Linked DNA regions of Homo sapiens: region 1 is linked to region 2. A link is an interaction called in ENCODE POLR2A ChIA-PET data of the cell type or tissue named here. Cell type or tissue: B cell. All regions are shown on one strand. Each heading gives the region's core, and the rest is flanking DNA. Links, peaks and the distances in the headings are about the cores only.

Evidence for each region. Peaks named below come from ENCODE experiments on the same cell type or tissue, not always from the same donor. Only the 100,000 strongest peaks of a DNase experiment are listed, where the experiment ranks them.
Region 1: POLR2A ChIA-PET joins it to region 2 with 5 read pairs; 3 of 35 experiments call an interaction of 5 or more read pairs at or near these places.

The regions. Positions count from the first base shown.
Region 1 is chr3:179,173,609-179,176,412 of GRCh38, forward strand. The region is part of intron 1 of PIK3CA (phosphatidylinositol-4,5-bisphosphate 3-kinase catalytic subunit alpha); the gene reads left to right. Among named protein-coding and RNA genes, the nearest start is that of PIK3CA, 27 kb to the left of the region's middle. RefSeq lists a silencer at 946-1,025. In B cell, for the core only: no CTCF peak of the experiment used is centred there; DNase peaks (open chromatin) are centred at 913 and 1,493.
Region 2 is chr3:179,101,610-179,104,413 of GRCh38, forward strand. The region is part of intron 2 of PIK3CA-DT (PIK3CA divergent transcript); the gene reads right to left. Among named protein-coding and RNA genes, the nearest start is that of ZMAT3, 31 kb to the left of the region's middle. In B cell, for the core only: no CTCF peak of the experiment used is centred there; no DNase peak of the experiment used is centred there.

The DNA.
Region 1 (2,804 bases), core at 44-2,543, 72 kb after region 2:
TTATTAAAAATGGATTGATGGTTCATAGACCTAAACTTCAGTTCTTACCCCAGTAATTACCTACGTGGTGTATTGACAACAAAGGAAGAAAACTTGTAGAGGTGGGTTTTGGCAGTGTTTTTTTGTTTTTGTTTAGAGGTGGAGTTTCACTCTTGTTGCCCAGGCTAGAGTGCAATGGCACAATCTCGGCACACTGCAACCTCCGCCTCCCTGGTTCAAGTGATTCTTCTGCCTCAGCCTCCCAAGTAGCTGGGATTACAGGCCCCTGCCACCACACCTGGCTAATTTTTTGTATTTTTAGTAGAGACAGGGTTTCGCTATATTGGCCAGGCTGGTCTCAAACTCCTGACCTCAGGTGATCCACCCGCCTCGGCCTCCCGAAGTGCTGGGATTACAGGCGTGACCCATTGCGCCCGGCCCGGAAGTGTTTTAAAACTTGGTTGTAGTGGTGGTTTTTACAACTATACATTCACCAAGACTCATCAAACTGAATTTTAATTTATACCTCAGGTAAAGCTAAAATAAAGTAATACATGCATATTATTTTCAAATTACAACTGAAAGGTTAATAAAAACATCAGGCCGAGCATGGTGGCTCATGCCTGTAATCCCAGCACTTTGGGAGGCTGAGGTGGGCGGGTCATGAGGTCAGGAGTTCGAGACCAGCCTGGCCAACACAGCGAAACCCTGTCTCTACTAAAAATACAAAAAAATTAGCTGGGCATGGTGGCAAGCACCTGTAATCCCAGCTCTCGGGAGGCTAAGGCAGGAGAATAGCTTGAACCTGGGAGGCGGAGGTTGCAGTGAGCCGAGATTGTGCCACTGCACTCTCTAGCCTGAGCAGCAGAGCTAGACTCCATCTCAGAAACAAACAAAACATCAGTTCATTACTGTATCTCACTTCCCCCCCATTCCCTCTCACAACTTTGTCTTGTCTCATGTCATGCTTCAGGAAACCACTTTCAACTATTTAAGCTACTACTTCTGGTATTTGCCACCTTATAATAATGGGGTATATTGCTCTGTCTTGGTCCACCAATATTTGACATTATTCATTAGTTTTCTCTTATAATTTTAATGCTCATATCTTCCTTTGCCTTATCTCATCATCCTATATTTAATCATTACTGGTTAAATCCACATTTAGTTATTTCATTATTCAATGACCATATAGTAATAAAGCAAATGCTACATGGGGTTATATTTTTTCTGTTACAACTTTCTTGTTGTTTTTTAATTAATTGCTTCATCTCAGAAATCTGCTTAGTTACCATTGTGTCTGAATTTGTCTTTCCATGGGCTTCAATCCATCTTTGCAATAACTCTCACATGTGATAATTAGTTTGGTTATTTTCCTATAATATCCTTCATAGAGCCTTCAGTATTTCTGATTTAATCTTGATTGCTTGCTAGGTCTGTTTCACAGCTGTTATCTCAAGACTCTTTTTTGTCTTCATCCTGGAAATTCCCTACACCTGCTTCCTGTGTTGAAGCATTGATTCCTCCTATGCCCCATACCTTCATGGTTGACTACCTCATTCTATAGGAGCTTATCCTCTCGTGGCATCTTGAAGAGAGATAACTGGGAGGTAATTTTTTTGAGATTTTACATACCTGAATATGTGTTATTCTACTCCTACAATTATGTGATATTTTAAGTGAGTGTAGAATGCTAGATTGAAAATCATTTTTACCCAGATATTGCTCTGGTATCTTCCAGCTTTCAATTTTGCTAGAGTTCTAAGTGCCACTCTGTTTCCTGATTTTTTATTTATTCTTTTTTCTCTCTGTCTGGAAGTGATTAATCTCTTCTCTTCATTTTATGGTATGGTACCTTGGTGTGCATCGTTTATCTGTTGTGCTGTGTACTCCGTAAGTCCCTGCTGCTTGCAGACTTACATTCTTCTCGGAAGTATCCTTGCCTTTTTTGGTAGTTCCCTCTCCTTTGTTTTCATTATTCTCTCTGGAACTCCTACTAGCCAGATACTACACTTCCTAGATTGTTTTTCTAAATTTTTACCATTCCCTCCTCTTACTCATCCCTTTCTTTTTATTCTGCCTTCTGGAAAATTGCCTTAACTTTAACTTCAAACATTTGTTGATTTTTTTTTTTTTTCAGTTCTTATTCTCTGGTCTTATTGGTTCCTCTGCATAAGGATGCAGTCTTTTATCTTTACAGTTTCTTTGACATTTTCCTCTGTCCCATCATTCTCTGTTTCTCACCACTTCTGTTTCATTTTGGTCTCAATCTTTAATATTGGAGACATTCCTCAAATGCATGAAGATCCTCAGTGGTCATTTATATTTAAAAGATGTGAAAAGCTGACCGAAAGCTCTGGGTGTGAAGTCAGAGCTCTTGTCTATTGGTAAACTATGCTGTAGGAAATCTTCATATCACAATTTTTCTTTAGGTTAGTTTTGTTTTCTCTAGTTTTGAATCCTTTCCAGAGGAAATCTATAGTCTTCTCTGTGGGGGCTGCTTATGTTTTAGAGAAATACTGAAGAAAGGGACTTTGGGTCTCTTTAGAGTTGCACATAATCTTCTGGTTTTAGTCATATCTACTTCTGTATCTATTGAAGTCCAAAGCATCTTGAGTTTAGTTTTTCCAGAAATTATGCCTTCTGATTTCTGCATGATTGGGAAGTCACTGAGTACACCAACTGGAGTTGGAGACCTGGAATTCCAGTAGTTCCAGGAACCTCCTAGTCCTGAACTTAATGGGGTTTCATGAGAATTGACTGGCTTCTTTAGGCACTTAAATTTAACATTCCTCACCTCTGGTGAGGTTTTTGTTTGTTGTTTG
Region 2 (2,804 bases), core at 48-2,547:
TATTCAACTTAAATTTGACTGTTCATATTGAGATCTATCGTCTTCCTAATTTTTATGTGCCTTCTTTTATAATATGACCATAACAGTCAGTGGTGGTTGTTTGATGTTCTTAATCATACAATTTCCCCATTCCCTCTCCCCAGCATTTATGTGTTTTTGTTCAGTTTTGTCTTATTAAGTGTTCACTGTGCATGAAACTACTAAGTGCAGGAACCCCTGCTCCTAGAGAAGTACTGAAGAATGGTGGGGCAGGGGCAGGATAATGTTTGAGGGGGGGAAAACACACCTTCAATTTACCCTTTGTTTTCATAACACTAACTATAGGAGCAAAAGCTCAACACCTTGTATCTCAGGTTTCCCCCTCCCTGATCTGGTTGAGTGTCATTATTCTAGAGCAGTCAGGTACCTACCTTTGGACCTTAGGCCCTGCGGAGATATATAAGAGAACATCCAATCCTTTGGCACACAAAAATTATCTGTAGTCTGAAAGAGTATCTCCAGATAATATATACACTATGCTTGAAATATGTAGAGATGCTGGGTACAGTTAATCAAATTCCATTAAAAGTGGTCTAACTTCAGGGAGATTTTTATATATTGTGTCTTCTCCCAATTACCAAATACAAAAATACAATTACTATACCATAGGCATTTTCTTAAAATTTTTCATGCTTTTAAAAAGGGGCCTTTGAGATAGTGGGGAACAATTGGTGCTATATAAATGCTTTTAAATAGATTATAGGAGACTTAAAGAAGAAAATTGACAAGAAAGCATAACTAAATGGTTGAATATTTTTCCCCATAATACAAGCTGCTGGGAAGGTTTTCAGCAGTGACGAATTCACAATCTGACACATAACTCTTTAATTTGCTTTATAAGGTTAAGTGGTTCCTTGCTGCCATCTCCAAATGAAATTAAGTTGCCTCACTTTAAAAGGTGAAATTCTTTCTTTTTCAGATTCTCCAAATAATTTGTTCATTATTTCTAATACTCTGTTTATGAGACAATAAAACCAATTTCCATAAACCACTCTAGAGAATTAGTAATTACTTCATATAGCAGAGCTCCAGTTTCCACAAGTAATGTAAGAAGATGGTCACAGACTACAACTTCTCAGTGAGGAGTCAGTATATTCTTTATCTCCTGTGGTGTTTTGAATATTTAAACATGCCTGCAGTACTGTACTTTCCATTTCATTTTATCTCACCTGTGCTTTGCATTTCCCTGTGATAAACTATCTATTGTGAACTTACATCTTTCCCAATACCGGATATTGTATTCTTTGAGTAACAGAAACACATGTTCAGAATCAATCTAGCCAGTTTTTAATTTGGGGAGGATGAGAGATACACCTGAAACTATTCTGCTACCTTTTAGCAGAGCAGATGGACCTGAAAAAAAGAAGGCAAGGAGTTAACCTTTCTTGTTTCTCCAGCAACTTTTCCACAGCTATTTTCCTCCCTTTTCAGCGACTGTTTTCTAATCTAGGTTTGCTTTCCCCTCAAATCTGGAGGATAAATAAAGCTCTGCAAAGTAAATGGCATGTGAAAAAAAAAGCTACATCTTAGAAATGGAAAGCAAAACAAAAACAAAAACACACCTAAACCCAATGCTCGAATGTATAAAACAGGAAAATAAGACCCTGAGTGGCCTATGTGTCCGGACTAAGGTCACACCACTACTTACAACAAACTGCCAGGATTAGAATTCAGGCTCCCCAGGGCCAGCCTAGAGTTTCTCATATGTAGGAATTCATGATGTTAATGGTAGAAGTGGATGGAGAATTGGGGAGGGGGGGAATGAAATATTCTTTTTTCTTTTCTAAGAAACAGGGTCTCACTTTGTTGCCCAGACTAGAATGCAGGGGTATAATAAGAGCTCACTGCCTCAAACTCCTGGGCTCAACCAATCCTCCTGTCTCAGCCTCCCTAGTAGCTAGTACTATAGGCATGCACAACCAGACGTGGTTAATTTTAAAAAAAAATTTTTTTTTCTTTTTTTTAGAGACAGGGTCTCACTATGTTGCCCAGGCTGGTCTCAGACTCCTGGCCTCAAGCGATCTTCTCACCTTGGCCTCCCAACGCAGTGAGATTACAGACCTGAGCCACCATGCCCAACAAAGACGAAATATTCTAATAAGGCATTCCATTTCTAATTTGATGACTCTCCGAGGAAATTCTAAGAGGCCCTATGTCTAGAACGGAAGGAAGTCCTTCATCTGGAGTCTCTTCCATCACAGCAAATGCTGGTTTCAAAAACAATTTAATTTTACATTTGCTTTGAAAAGTCTAGTAATGTTGTCATGGCACACCTACCCAGCCAACATTTTCTTTAGGGCCACAAGTTTTCTAAAAGTGAAATAAATATAAAAAATAAAAACATTTCCCATTTCACAGAATGCAAAAAGAAAGGGGAGTGGAGAGGGAGAGAGAGAAAATGACACTATAATAAGTGTATGACAATTGTCTTGGTCCATCCAGGCTGCTATAACAAAATACCTTAGACTGAGTAACTTATAAACAAAAACAATTTATTGTTCACAGTTCTGGAGGCTGGGAAGTCTAAGATCAAGATGCCAGCAGATTTGGTGTCTGGTGATGGCTTGTTCCTCATAAATGGTGCCTTTTATGTGTCCTCATGTGGTAGCAGGAACAAACAAGCTCCCTGGGTCCTCTTTTATAATGGCACCAATCACATTCATGACGGTGAGGATTTTGCCCTCCTGACCTAATGACCTCCTAAAGGCCCCAACCTTAACACTCTTGCATTGGGGATTAAGTTTCAACATATGAATCTGAGGGGA